Linked DNA regions of Homo sapiens: region 1 is linked to region 2. Evidence: chromatin loops called from intact Hi-C (ENCODE). Cell type or tissue: PC-3. All regions are shown on one strand.

Region 1 (8,000 bases), 190 kb before region 2:
TCCTACTGTTGAATATAGTTGAGTTTCCCAGGTGAGGGTTTGAAGTATTTGACTGCAGGCCGTATAAAAAGATATGTGTAAAGAAGGTGGTGATTGAGGAGAGAGGACATTCACCCAGTAGACTCTTCTTCAAAGCCCTAAAACTATAGGCCCACTCCCTGCATGACCAAGAATTAAGTAAAACTATTCCTTTCACAGGCATTAGAGCTCTAAATAATCCTTCATGAAGAAGCTGTGAGTGTTCCCCATAGTACTTGTGGCCGAGGCAGGAGGTCCTCAGAAAGGGATGGTCATGAATCCTAAACTAGTGTGGGGATTCAGGGAATGTGGGGCTAGGAATAGATGAAAAATGAATTCCTAAACAGATTTATAATTGGTTTTTGGTCACAGCAAGAGCCTTTCATGGCTCCTGTAGCTAAGAAAATACCCAAGAAAGAGAAACACAAAGAATTAATTCCCTATCCTCCATCCTCCCAAATGTTAACAATAAACACTCCTTTTGAGATTAAAAATATGGGCTGTGCCACACCCACGTTGCATTTATATTATTGGAGGACATTCCCTGCTGGCTTCATGCCAAGGAAAATGACTGCAAAACACACCTAAACTTTCAATTACAACCCAGGTGGTGATGATGAGGAGCTCTTGTAGGAGACAAAATGAGTGAGCTTTGCTCTGAAACATGCCTATAAAGATTGGGGCTGCTTATTGTCAAAGTAAATTTCTTCTAACAATGGGCCTTTATAAATGTATACGCCAGTTCTCTAGGAGTATAGTAGTACCTAGAGGCAGGGATGTGGATTACATTGGGAGCCCAAACATTTTGATGAGAAAAAAAGTTACATTATTTAAAGCTTTTGGACCTTTCAGGGAAAAGAAGTTGTATAATGATGCTAAAGACTCAGTCTGGAAAGAGAGAGGAAGGAAGCAAGAGAACCAGAGAGATGGACTGGGAGGTCAAAGCACTTAGAAAATGTGTTATATTATTAGATTCTTGATGGCAATGACCTTTGTTTATTCATCTACCTATGCCCTATAAAACTTATTACAATGTTCTACACATAGTAGAAACTTAGTCAACATTTGGTGAATGAGTAAATGAAGTTTAACAAATCAGGCATAACTATATAGTAGGTACCAATAGTAGGTACCAATGAATTAGGTCAGTAGTTTTCAGAATAAGCTGGAGAGCTTTTAAAAAAAGATGATGTCCCACCCACACCAATTAAATCTGGGATTTTGGGGTTTGGGACACAGATATACATATTTTTCAAAAGTTCTTTAGGTGATTCTGCTAAATAGAGAGTAGTGAAAACTACTAAATTGGGTGCTAGGCCAAGTTCCCTTCTAAGATCAAGATTCTGCGGCCTCTAAAACATTGTCAGGCTCCTTGGATAATATGCCAGTACCAGGTATAAAACTTCTTTGACTGTAGCCAGGATCAGCTATATAATTTGTGGGCTCAGTGCAAATAAAAATGCAAGACTCCTTATTCAAAAATTATTAAAAATTTAAAATTATTAAGAATTTCAAGATAGCAACAGCAGAGCACTAAATCAAGTGTAGGCTTCTTATAAGCATGGGTTTTGTATGACTGAACTGGACTCACACACAAAGCCAGCCCTGTCTATAGCATCCAGTCCTACGAAGTCACTACCTCGTAATCTCTATTTGCATCACTACTACAACTCTTTGTTCATGTATTATCAGAGAGATCACTCTTGGACACTCTTTCCTGCTCCATGAAATTTTAAGAAATAAAAGATATTGAAGATAATCTGGCAGATTTGATTCAATACACACCAATGTGTGTCCATTCTCACATCCCGGAAGCCATTTCAGTGCACTTACATCCAAGGAATGAATTTCTTTCAAGTTGCCTCTGTTACAGAATAAATAAGATAAATAACCTACTGATTTCGATTTCCCTGGACCTCATTTTCTTCATCTGTATATGAAGACACAATTGCTCGCTGCATCCTGTTGCTATGAGAATTGAGATGTGTGACACAGGTGTGTTTTTCCATGGTCCACCGTGGTTGCTGTGAACCAGTTTTAGGGCTAAATTTAGTATTTATTGATTTCTACAAAATGTAGCCAAAGCCACAGTTCATTAACAAAGAAATATATATTTTGCAGAAATTATATGGGGAGATGGGGGGAAAAATGATTTTATATTGTAGACCCACAGCAGAAACATCATCAAATTCCCATCAAGTATCTCTGTTGTTCCCTCAGAATTTCTCTCCTCTGGCAGCTACCCCGTCTCACATTGTTTTCTTCCCTAAATTAATCTCCCTAAAAATCTTCCTCACCCTTCTTTGATTATTTTGAAATATTGAGTTATCTCTTCAGTTTACAAATAAAATTCAGCAAAATAAAAGCTTGTTGGTCAACTGAGCCACGATCATCTACTCTGCCTCGAACATGTTCTGTGAGCATCTCACCCACCACACCCAATCCAAGAGGCATCTCGAAATATCACCTCCACCAGGAAGATAGTACAGATTTGGAAAAGTCTTCTGCCAGGAAAATAAGATTTCCTCCATATAACTATATAGGTAAAATAACTGGTTCACAGTAAATGTTAATTCCCTTCTTCCTCTCACCTTTTTCACTGTTTCTGTCTGAACACTTCCAGTTATGAGAGAATTTCACTCACAAGGTAAATTCATTCTATTTATCAACAACTCTACTTGTTGAAAATGCCTTCTTATGTTGACTCAAAATCCACTTCCCTATAACTTCTGTCTAATATATGCCATCCCCTCTAGGACAAGTTAGTACAAGCTTCATTCTTTCCCAAGATGACAGCTTCTTCCTTCCCAGGTTTCTCCCAGTTATTCACTGCTCTTCCTGTGACAGACTTCGCAAATTCTGGACTGTACTGGCTTCCTTCTATTGAATAGGCTCCAACTTTTCTTTATACCAAACTAAATACAATATCCTAATGTGGTCTTTGATGTAGTCTAAACTGCCAAAGGATAATTTCTTCTCTAGTTCTGGACACACTCTGATTTAATCAAAGCCTCTCAATTTTCTCAGCTCTTAGGGAAGCCCTCTCAGGAGGCTCTTTGGAATAGCATGAGGTAGAACTGAAGCAATGGTGTGAAGCCTTGTGACTTAATACTAATCATGCTGAAGGTGGCCACCAAAAATTTCACAAGTCAGGGATGGAAAGATGGGTAGAACTCAGAGCAAAGTCATCAGTAGCATTAATTGAAGTTTCAACATCCCAAGTGACAGGATCCTTACTCTAGTTGAACCCAGGGAATAAATATTACTCAGTAACAGCTTGTTTGCTCTTATGTCTTCAGTGATTCAACAAATCAAATACTTAGTGTCTCTCGGGCACTGTGTTGACATGGTCCCATTCTCAAGCAAGTTAGAGCCTAATGAGAAAAGTAAACAACTGTGGTAAAGGCAATAAAAGAATATAATAAAGTCTAATAAGAAACAGGATAAAAGGAGGGACATACTTTAATTGTGTATGATCAAAAAAGATGTTTTTGTGTAGATAATATTTAAGCTGACATCTGAAAGAAAAGGAAGATCTAGCCAGACATAGAGTAGATGAAGAGAGGTTATGGCAGCAAAGGGCATGCCAGGGGGTGGGGGTTAAAAATCTCAAGGGAGAAAATGTTGGTGTGTTTGAAGGAGCTGAAAGCATGTCAGTGTGACAAAAGCTTAGTGAATCACAGGGAGGAAGGCAGGAGATGGAGATGAAGATAGAAAGATGGGCAGGGACCAAATCACGCAAGCCCTGGAGAGCCACGGGTCAAAGACTGGGTGTTATGGAGTTCGTGCTACTAAAAGTGTTCAAAGAGCTTTAAGCAAGAGAGTAAAATGATCTGATTTAGGCTTTAAAAATATAATCCTGGCTGCTCTGTAGAGGATAAATTGGAGGAAGGCAAGAAAGGATGTTGGAGACCAGTTTGGAGGCTCTTGTACTTCAGGCGAAACTGATGGAGGATTGGATAGTAATGGTAAGTAAAAACACAGATGGAAAAGATGAGAAGATTTGAAATGTAGTCTGCTTATCACAATCTTAACTGAAGTTCAACTCATCCAATCCAGGTATCTAACATATACCTAAATATACCTAACAGTTCTTAAAATATGGCCCCCAGGCAGGCAGCCTTGGCATCACCTGGGAACTGTTCAGAAATGCCAATCTCAGGCTCCACTCCACACAATGATTCAGAAATTCTGGGGATGGATCCCAGAAATCTATGTTTTAACAAGCCCTCCAAGTGATTCTAATATGTACTAAAGTTTGAGAGACACTGACCCAGAGGAATTAATTAACTTGGGACTTTCTGAATACAACAAACATGCATGAAGAGTTACTAGGCCAATAGTATGTAATTAAAATACACTTGCTCTATTGTTAATAAAGCCTGGAATAATACAACAGACTTCAAATATTATTATAGTGCTCTGCAATCAAATTCTAGTTTCTACATTCTAGGAACTTAAATGAAAACTTAGCCATTAAGGTCAAGAGAATCCTCTTCTGGGCCTGCTGGAACATTTTTTGTCTTTACATAGTCCCAGTTAGGCTTCTACTCTTGTGTTTTCCACGATGTTTTGTATAAGGATGGTTGCATCTTTGTATCTGGTCTCAGGCTTTAATGTCTGCTTATAAATTTGTTGAAATATGTCATCTTTATTATTTGGATTCCATGGAGATTCCTCCTTCCAATATACTCGGAGAAATATTGGTTGTCTGCTTTTTTAATCATGGGAATAATCTTTTTGGTTTGCTTTGCTCCTCTCTGTCTCTTCCTAGAAAGAGAGAGAAGTTTGATTTATTGCACTTAGTAGAAAAAGTCACTACCTGATGGTATAAATTGAAAGTAGCTGTCTCCTGCATGCAGTACCGTGGCACTTCCTTTGCCATGCCATTAAACATGCCCCTTGGAAGCACTGGTTTAAAGACATCACTATGATTGCATTTCACAGCATTGTTGGGTATGCTACTTTGTAGTGATTAGTATAGATTATTGATAATTACATATTTATAGTCTTATTCAAAGAGTAGTCATTTGAATTTGGACCTGAGAAAGAAAAAGACATTGTCCTGTCTAGAAGCCAGGAGTCAGGATAAAGTGATCATGTTCCCAGAGTGTGGACACCATGGGGAAAAATATAAACAGAAAGATTTCCCAGTAAGAAACTCAGGTCTAGAATAGTGTCTGAAACACTAGTGGATCCTGGAAAATTTAATTGTTCATTCAGCTTTAACAAGGAATGAAGTTCTGATACAGGCTACAACACGGATATACCTTGGAAACATCATGCCAAGTGAAATAAGCCAGTTACAAAGAGATAAATATTGTATGATTCCACTAATATGAGGTATCCAGAGTGGGCAAAGTCATAGAGACAGAAAGCAGCATAAAGGTTACTAGGGTCTTGGAGGAGAGGGAAATGGGGAGTTATTGTTTAATGGGTTCTGAGTTTCCATTTGGAAAGATGAAACAGTTCTAGAACTGGATAATGGTGAAGGTTGCACAACATTTTGAGTGCTCTTAATGCCATAGAACTGTACACTTTAAAATGGTTAAAATGTTATGCATGTTTTGTCACAATAAAAAAAATAAAATTGTTTAAAGGCGGCACTGAATAAATACTTGTTTACTGATATCTCCACAGGGCTATTAAAATGATGAAACGATAATATTAAATGACTGCACATACTCATTGTCATATTCTTGCATATTCTGAGATTATTATACTTACCCTGTTCATTGTCAGAAAACCTCAGAGTTGAACATAAGACATCTGTATTTAGAAAGCAGGCTTTGTTAGCAATAGAGTTATACAAATGTGACCACAAATATTACTCATTAGGTCTTACAGCTCCTAGACCACATGCCTTCATCCTTGGTCTATCAAATATTCTAGACATCAGTGACTAAATACATATATTTTACAAATTTACTTTAGACCGTATGTTCATCTTAATCCATCAAGGAAATAAAAATTGTACCATGAATCCCTTCACTTTCTTTTTTTACACTAAACCCAAGAAGTCAGTAAAATGTAAAAGCTAAGCAGTTTCTAATTTCGGTTTACACATTTTCTGTAAACTGCAAAAATCCACCAGAGGAGGATTTTTATGTGTAATAAAAAACCTGCATAGCTTTCTCAGAAGGGGGTTTCATACCATACGATCCCTCACCAATCTAGAAAGAAAATGCAATTCCTGATCTGTAACTGCTAGCACACCCACCTGTCCCTTCTTCCCTAATGAGATGAAATTATAACGGGGAGAGCAATTTGCAAATATCCTCCCCTTGGCTGATTTATGCTTCTACATTGTGTGTCAAATCCTTTCTGAATCCTTTTTGTTGCATATATGAGAAGACATTTAGAAAAAGATTTTGGAATGCCTTTAATCTTCTAAATCAACAATAAAGAAAAAAATGAAATAAAGGTCAAGGTTTTGATATACTGCTTCTAAAGTACATCCCACACTGAGTAAAACACCATGAAATCATCTGTCAGAACTGACTTTCTTCCAGAGACTACATTCCAAGAGCGTGAAGAGAGCAAAGTGGCTATTGGATGGTTTCCTTAGATTCCAATGCACCTTAATCATATTCACAAGACTGTACGTTTTCATCACTGCAGGAGCTGGCAGAATTTTGTGACAATTCTGGGAAATGCTTTCAGATGGCCCCTTCTATGAATTATGAATGTTTCACAAAGCTCTATGGTAAATGGAATAGCCTTGTTCTCCACAAATGCAGGGGTGGATTAAGAGGTGGCCTTCCTTTGTTTCTTTGCCTTGAAATTTAATATTGTTTGCAAACAGAGAAATTAAATCTCGATGAAGGTAAGTAGGCTTTAATTAGTTGTAAACAATTATTTTGTCTTATGAAGAATTACATTTGTTTATTGTATTCATTAGAGATTGTATAAATACCACCATTTTCTTTCCAGACTGTGCTTAATGTGATATGAATAGATTTACAAATGACTGCTTTTAAAAAACAAAACAAAAAAAACAACTCAGTTCTCATTATTCATTCTTGTTGTTTTCTATAAAGTCACCACAAATGCTGAATAAGCAAATACTAAACCATTGCTCCTAGGGGAAGTACAGTGTTAGGTTCCTGCAAGCCTCTAGTCACACTTTTGTGAACCTTGTTTCATGTGTCTCTGTTTAAATACATCTTATTTAATATATAGTGTTGACTCATTAACATTGAACTCAGCCACCAGCACCATGACTCATGCCTGAATGAAATTTATTTAACACATGTATTTTCTCTGTAAGGCACATTACAGTCTTCTTCCACTGAGGAACAATAGACAACACTTCTGCACTACACTTGGGGACAATTTTAAACACTGAAATCACCGACAAGTAAGCACAAATGTGAAAAAATGGCACTCAATAGACTGAGAAAAGGACTCTTGTTTACAATATAAAAGATAAACAAGAAGACAGAGCATTGCCTTGCTTGACCTCAGCTGGGAACATGTGCTTCAGATGACTCAAATTCTTCCTGCTCTGCACATGTCCTTGAATGGCCATGAAAGCACTAATAGTGTTGATCTTGGGGTTATGAATAAATTTTAGCAAGTAGGAAAACTTACAAATACCAATTTCTCAAATAATGGGAATCAACTATATACATAGTCATCTGAGACATCTCTCTGCTCGAGACCATTTTTCACCTCAAAATAGTGGCCAGTTGTTAGGACAGAGTCAGGAAAGCCTGCTCAGTTACTGTGAGATCTCTGTTCCACTGTAGTCTTCATTCTATTTCTGCAGACTCCAAACAGTCTTATAATAAAAGTTACCTTCCTCATTTCCCTTTGTTTTATAGGTTCCCATGGGTGAATTTGGTGTTACAGCAAGATTTGAAACTGTCTGACCTGATAGGGGTGAAAAGAATCTGGCTGGACTGTCCACCTCTCACTGTGGGGGCAGCTCCTGGCTTAGAAGTTCTAGACCAGGTCCAAAGGCTGTTGACAGAGAACCC
Region 2 (8,000 bases):
CCATAAAGGTCCTTATGACCCCTGATCTAGAGGCTGAATTAGGACGTTATGTTTGGGGGCAATCAGACCACTTTGACTCCTTTGGGGATGAACTCATGGGATTTGGGGAGGCCAAGAGCATTATCCAATATCAAAAGAACTTTAAAAGGCAGCCCTTACTGGCAAGGTACTTCCTGACTTCAGGGACAAAGCATTGATGCAATCGATTCAGAAAAAGGTTTCTCATTGTCCAGGCCTTCTTGCTGTGCAACCAAAAGACCAGCAGCTGGTGTTTATTTTTCCCTTCAAGGCTCAAACGTTAACAGCTTTATAGATAAGTGTAGTCCTTATCATAAACCCAACTGCATCTGCACAAACAATAAAGTTAACCTATTCCTTCCTGCCTTAAACCTTGGTACTCACTTCCCTTCCTTACTAATAAGTGTTCTTTGTGGCATTTTTCCCCCCAGAATAGGGCACTTTTGTCTGCATTAGAAGCCTGTTCAGGCAGCTATCCTTTATCCTTAATGATTTTCTCAATCGTGTCTGGGAACTCTTGTCTGTTGCCTCTTGGTCGGCAGAAGCTGCTTCTCCTGTTATCTTGACATTTTTAAAGCCATGCCTCTTTCTAAAATTATCAAACCATCCTTTGCTGGCATTAAATTCTCTATCTTTAGATCTTTCACCTTCCTTTACTTTGTCACATAACTTTGCTTTTTCTCGAATCACATTAGATTCTATAGGTATGTCTTTCTTATAGCAATCTTAACACCCACATAAAAGCTCCATTTTTAATAGGAGATTATAAGGTATTTCAAAAAATGTACAAGGTTTTTGTGTCTGCTGGCATAGCCACAGTAATGGCTTCAGGAATTTTCTTTTTGACTTTTTGCAATAATTGTTATGCTAGATTCATTTATCTTGAAATAGCATCAACTGCAGCTGCAGCCCTCAATCTGTGGTACATATCAAGAAATCCAGCTTTTTCTTGTAACGTCATAACTTTTATCTGCTTCTTGTGAGCACCTCCAGCATCATTAGTGGCACTTTGTGTGGGTCCCACGATGTGACTTAAGGTTTACAAGGTTGCACTAAACATGATGAAAAATACACAAGAACTGTAACAGGTCACACTTTACTGTGATATGCAACTTACTGGAGATGATTAGCCACACAGTATTTTAAGCAGATACTTGCAACACTTGAGCCCACTGCAATAGCAACAGGAGGGAGCTACGAAATTATTACAGTTCTGAAGTATGTACTATGGTTAATTTTATGCAGTTGTGATTTAATGCTGCATCTTTACGTTTGTTTACATTTCTCTGGACTTGGAATGGTGCCTTGTACAGTCTGTAAGTTTGTATGCATAAGTTTTGATAAATTTCAACTTTTTATAATAGACTAAATTGTATGTACTTTATGGTAGCAAATGATAAAATATTCTCGTATCCACATATATTCTATGCATTCATCACATACTTAAGTTTTTCTTAATTTTTTTTCAATATTTCTAGGCTATACAGCTCATCTGCAAGGTTTTTCAAATCATTGCAAATCTCCAAAAACTTTCCAATATATTTATTGAAAAATATCCATGTATAAATGGACTCAAGACAGTTCAAATCCCTTTTGTTCAAGGTTCAACTGAACTACTATTAATCCCTACCACATGTTGAGTATTTATCATGTGTCAGACACGGTACTATTCATTTTATACACATTATCCTATTTACCATTGTTTGTATCTTCATTTTAATAAAAAAGATCCCAAAATTAATTTAATGAGGTTATAAAGCTTGAAAGTCATATGGCTAGTAAGTTGTAGAAGTAAGGCTCAAAAGCAGGTTTTTCTGACTCCAAAACCACCCTGACATACTTCCTTCCCTGCCAAAAATATGCATTTCCAAGTATATTATTTACAAGTTTGAGAAATACTGGACTAGGTAATAGAAACCACAACGGCAGAGAGCCCCAAGGAAATAATATTTCTAAATAGCCTTGGAGGACTCTGGATTAAAGACAGAAAGGTGAAAACACCCTTTGAAGGAAAAAAAGAAAGTGCTTTTCAAAAAAAAAGTCATAGCCAGCCAGTTATCTTTTGTTAATTGTATCAAGACAATTATTAATTATTCCACTTTAGAGATACCCAGTTGTAAAAGTTGCCTCCAAAAGCAAGAACAGAGATTGGGTTTGCAGGAAATGAAAAAGAAAGGCTTCAAACTGCAGCAGGATGCCCCATTGCAGTCAGCCTCATCTGCTGCTTACAGCCTGGGCCTCAGCATGTTCAGCAAACTTAGGGAACTGGAGCTGTGCATTCTAGTCAGAAGACGGGAGCAAAAGTTGTGCAGATTTTTCAAAGCATATTGTAGATTGCTGGAGTGGTCGGTGGGTTTCCAAAATGCCACTCATATCCAAATCTCTCTAGTACTGCTAAATTTAGGGTCCATAATAAATAATGGATAATCAACTTTGAAATTTATTGAGACACAATTTGAATTGGGGGAAATTACTGTGAATTTAGCAAGAATGCCCTAGGAATAAGAACACAACAGGAACCAAATAGCCCAGACTATGAAAAATAAATATGGTCTTGTGAGGTGATTGGGACCCCATTTTTCAAGGCTGCAAATAGCAAAAAGAGAATGAGAAGGAAAAATAAGGGTTTTCCAAACATTATAAAATGTAGAGCTTCTTGGTTTATAGTGAAATGGACTTGACTCCGGTAGGAAAACCAAGGACCTTGGTTATCATGTTGCTTAGACATTTTGGATGATGTTACACTCAGCATGCATCCTACTAATATTTGGAGCTATATTTCCTTTTTCTAATTCTTAATATTTAATCATTTTTCAAACAGAAAAACATAGCCTGTATTCCTACTGAATTTACCAGGGAGAAATTCTTTTAAAGACACAGTAGTTTATTGGTAGAATTTGTTGGATATCCTGCATTCACCTTCAAAATGGTGCTTATATGTGCACATCTCATGTGTCATTAATCGATTTTAATACTCCATGACTAACAAGTTCTTCTAGAAACCATGTTTCTGTACTGCTGGGAAACAATCTTCGAAAAAATAAAGCTGAACCAGAAATAGAAAGGGTTAGTCTTCTATTTTTTCACACATAGAAAGCATGGGTGCAATTCTGTTTTAATAGCAGAATAAATGGTATAGTGATAATGTTTCACGCTAATAAATTAAATTGGGGTCGCCAATGTAAAATAGAAATGTTTCTGATAGTTATGGCCTGGAAAACGAAATCTGAAAAGAAGTACAATTGCTCCGGAAAATGTTTCTTTGTATTTAAAAAAGGAGACTATCATTTTAACATTTCTCTTAACTTTGCTAAAAATAATAACCGTGACAGAATCCTTTTAGCCCTGCTAACAGGGATGCCAAACGGAAAAAAATAACTAAAGAACCACAGTGACCTCTAGTGGAAAGAAGCAGAATAGGTCTTCATTCACAGCAAGTAGTTAACCATGCAGAGAATGATTTTGCCCATAAAAACATTCTTTCTACAAATAAAATGGAAAGAAAATAATAGTTATTCTAGCCCCAAAAAAGAATTCATATTTATGCTTGGACCTGATTTTTTAGTTGCTAGCAGTTTCAGAGTTGTTTTAAACTATAGAATATGTGGTTGTAATCATGCTATATGCATACTTTTACATGCTCCAATTTAATTTTAACATGACAACACAAGTATTACCCTATGGTATTAAAAAAAAATCTTCCCAAGCACCTTTTTTGATGAGCCACAGTTTACTTAATCTTTCTTTTTTCTAAAAAAAACTTTAAAAGAAACAAACATTTTGCAAAGGAATCCAAATAGAATTAACAAAGCATTGCATAGTAAGGAAGGTTCTAGGGCAACTTACTAAACTCATTGAGATGATTTGTAATCCAAATATCGATTATTAAATGAGCATCTACTACATTCGATTTGCTGATATTAAAAGGACACCATGAAGGACCCAACAAAAAAGGTGATGCTGACAAAAGAAGTGATGCTGGAGGGATATGATCGAGATGATTGAAAGGCACATGCATATGAACAACACGAGGCAGTGCACTGCAATGGGTACCAAATGCCATGACTGACTAAGGAGATGAGAAAGGGGAAAGCATCCCAGCCCTCCAGAAAAGCAACTAGTGAAGCCGTCAAAGGATTGGAGAGTTGAAGAGGAGAAGGAAGATATATACAAGATAGAAGGAATAATAAGCAAAATTACAGAAGCAGGAATTCACAGGGTTTTCTCTAAAGGATGGAGAGTAGATTGTTCCAGCAGAGGACTTGGGAGAGCACACTTCTTGTAACACGAAGGGGGTGAAAAGAACAGGTGCAGAGCATCATCCCCCTCCCAGTCATGGTGCCAGGAGGTTCATGTGCTTTGTTTCAGTTACTCAGCCCAGCCTTGCAATTGCAGTAATGTCACTGATGCCATTTTAAGATGAGAAACCTGAGAGGCTCAAAGGAGGTAAATATTGGCCAGTAAGTGGAAAAGACAAGATTTGAACCTGATCAGTTGTCCTGCGTGGACTGCATTTTCTTAAGTGAGAAAATCTTATCCCTTACCATCATGTTTAATCTATTCCCTTACTTAGAAAAAGAAAACCCTTTTATTAAAGAGAGTGCGATACTGCACTTCAATCAAGACTCTGTCTTAACGATCACAAATATAGGATATTGGCCTCTGAATTAATTACAATCGCAATTAATGGCTTTAAATTCTTTCAGACTCCTCAACCCACAATTTCCTCATGTATGTGAAACTCATGTAGCTGGAAACTATGATACCAAGAATAAAGCTTCTGAACTAGCCTTGATAAAATTGCAGTGAGCCTGGGTGATGGGATCAATCACACCCCAAACCTCAGCATCATGCAATACGCCATGTAACAAATCTGCACCTGCACCCCCTGAATCTGAAATACAAGTTGAAAGTATAAAAAATGAAATAAAATAAAATTGCAGTGAGGTTGACTCCTCTCTTTCCCTTTCAATGCAGAGGAATGAAAGAGGTGGAGTCAGAACAAGAGCAGCAACGAGGCCCCTTGGAGTGGCCTTGGTTTTGTCCGGACTGCTCTCAGGCAGTCCCATGTGCCCACAGTGTTCCTATACAGAGCACACTCACATTTACAGCACCCCTACAAATTGCCTTATGCCCTTCGCATATGTTTATGTGATGCTCATATCCAGCCACCCAGAGTCACAGAGCACAGGAAAGCTGTGCCCACGCAGTTCAGGTGCCGAGTCCTCATATTCAAGTACAGTCCAACAACCACAACGTGGGTTCAGACTCACTCAAGTTCTTTACTTGCATTTCTCAAATATTCTGAAGGAAGTATGTAGGTCACAGCAATACTCTTTTAAAATTCCTTCTTCATCTCTCCTCTTCTTCCCTCACCAACCACAACTACTTTGGCACCTCTACTATTTCAACACGTCCCCCCCCAAAAACTTCCAAATTAAAAACTCCTGCTCTAAAAGATACTGTTAAGAAAACAAAAATACAAGCAATAGGCTAGGAGAAACATGCCTGCTGGGAGATATATTTGCAAAACACAAATCTAATAAAGGGCTTGTATTTAAAATATACAGATAACTCTTTAAAATTCAACAATAAGAAGACAAACAACCCCATTAAAGAGTGGGCAGGATCTGAACAGACGTCTCACAAAAGAAGATATATGGATGGCAAATAAGCACATTTCACATCAGGGAAATGTGAATTAAAACAACAATGAGATACCACTACATACCTATAGGAATGACTAAGACCCAAAACATCGACAACACCAAATGCTGGTGAGGATGTGAGGAAGTGGAGCACTGGGAACCTTCATCCATTGCCAGTGAGAATGCAAAATGGTACAGCTACTTTGGGAGACAATTTGTCAGTTTTGTACAAAACTAAATATATTCTTAACATACTATCCAGCATTGTATTTCTTGGTACTTACCCAAATAAGCTGAAAATTTGCATCCACAAAAAACTGCATACCGATCTCAATAGCAGTTTATTCATAATTGCCAAAATCAGAAGCAAACAAGTTGACCTTCAGTAGGTAAATGGATAAACAAAATGTGGTACATTCATAAAACTGAATATTATTCAGTCATAAAAAGAAAGGAGTTATCAAGCCACAAAAAGACACAGATGAAACCCAAATTCATATTGCTAAGTAAAAGAAACCAGTCTGAAACTGTATGATTCCAGCTATCTGGCATTCTGGAACAAGCAAAGCTATAGAGGTAGTAAAAGAATCAGTGATTCGCGGTTGCCAGGGGTTGGTAGGTGAGGGGTGGAAGAACAAATTGTATAGAGAGAGTACAAAGGATTTTTAGGACAATTAAACTATTCTATGTGATACTAAAGTGGTAAAAACATATCATTAGGCATCTGGCAAAAGCCATAGAATTTTGTAACATAAACAGTGAACTCTAATGTAAACTATGGATTTTAGTTTAATAATAATCTATCAATATTGGCTCATCAATTGTAGCAAATGTAGCACACCAATGCAATACGTTAACAAGAGGGAAATTGCAGGGAGGGGACACAGTATGTAGGAACTCCCTGTTCTTTCTATCTTTTTTCTGTAAACCTATAATCGCTCTACAAAGTCTATAAATGTTTTAAAAAGTTCTTTTCCTCTCCACTTAGAAGTGGTCACTAGAGCCAGCTGTTGTGGGTGCCAGAGGACTGGCAGAGATGTGTCATCCTCCTCATTGCAGTTCTCATGAGAATCTGCCCACATGCTCTTTGACACACTGTCTCTCCTCTTTGCCATTATTTTGTTTACTGGAGGTTAATTTTCATCTTGTTCCACATGGGCTTCTTCTTAAGCCCATGTCACCATCACACTGTGGTTTGTGTGATGCCACATGGCCTTAGAAGACGCCCAGAACAAGATGGTGCACCCATCACCAAGTGGGCTTCACCACGGAGAAACAGCTCACTGGGAGGTAGACATTGCTCCATGGGAAAGTAGTGGTGACATGGAGGAGACAGAACGCTCAGTACCTTCCCAGAGGGATGCCAAAAGGAGCTCCGAACTGATGTGAGCCTCAGGTGCCAGATCTAAAGAGGACCAGGGGCAAGGGTAGCCCACAGGGAAAATGACCTCGCTGCTCTGACTGGTTGTTCAGAGAAATCCTTCTTGGAACCTGTCCCTTCCTTTGATCTTTTGTGAAGCTTTCCTTAGAAAACCGAAACTCAGCGTCTAAGTCTCTTTCTTCAGATCTTCCTGAGTCTACTTCAGAAAGTTCTTTCAGGAAAGGCCTACTTTGGGAGTCCCCCAAAGCAGCCCCTATTAAAGCACTCTGTATTTTCTGAGACGAGATAAAACTTAAAAATAAATTATTTAACAAACTTCTTAAAGAAACCTGTGCAGAAGACTCTGGAGTAATTAAAGGAAGATATCAAACCCCAAACTGATACAAATCATCGGTCTCCCACAGTTGAGTTAAAAAATAACATCTTAGTTGGAGGAACTCACTTCTTCGTTTTGAGAGTTAAATATGCAAATAACTTCCTGCCTAGTTCCTTGTTTTCAAGGATTAAATTTTTCCTATGGCTCTGAACAACCTCACTTTTCTTGTCTGATAATTGTCAGTCTGCCAAATCACTCAGGAGGAAATGTTTACAATGCAGTGCATATGTTTTTAGTTTATCGCTTTGCCATCTGTTCATGGAAAACTCTCAGCACCAAAACATGCATACACATTGTCCTCTAGTCTTCCACTACCTAAGCAGTGAACACCAGCAGAAGTTTGCCAAAGATCTATTAGTGCAGATAACCTTTTCACTGAGATGCACAGAATATTGCCTAGACACACAGAATAAACTGGATTAGTTAGGTGCCAAGTCAATGGATACATTTCAAAGAGAAAACTATTTTCCTCATACAACCTCGATTAAAACAAAAAGGTAAAAATGTAGCCCTGGGATGTAAAAAGAAAAAGACATCTTTTCTCTAAGAACTATAGCCAAGGTGCCATTTAGAGCAA

The links. Hi-C counts contacts between places; a loop is a spot of excess contacts. Peaks named below come from ENCODE experiments on the same cell type or tissue, not always from the same donor. Only the 100,000 strongest peaks of a DNase experiment are listed, where the experiment ranks them.
Region 1: a loop joins it to region 2, with 7 times the contacts of the local background. A loop is called at or near these places in 36 of 110 quality-filtered maps.

The regions. Positions count from the first base shown.
Region 1 is chr12:58,528,680-58,536,679 of GRCh38, reverse strand. No RefSeq gene overlaps it. Among named protein-coding and RNA genes, the nearest start is that of LINC02388, 250 kb to the left of the region's middle. In PC-3, no CTCF peak of the experiment used is centred here; DNase peaks (open chromatin) are centred at 3,339, 5,829, 6,559 and 7,219; H3K4me3 peaks cover 907 bases; H3K27ac peaks cover 5,740 bases.
Region 2 is chr12:58,341,651-58,349,650 of GRCh38, reverse strand. No RefSeq gene overlaps it. Among named protein-coding and RNA genes, the nearest start is that of LINC02403, 260 kb to the right of the region's middle. In PC-3, a CTCF peak has its summit at 3,421 (motif pointing left); a DNase peak (open chromatin) is centred at 3,390; H3K27ac peaks cover 882 bases.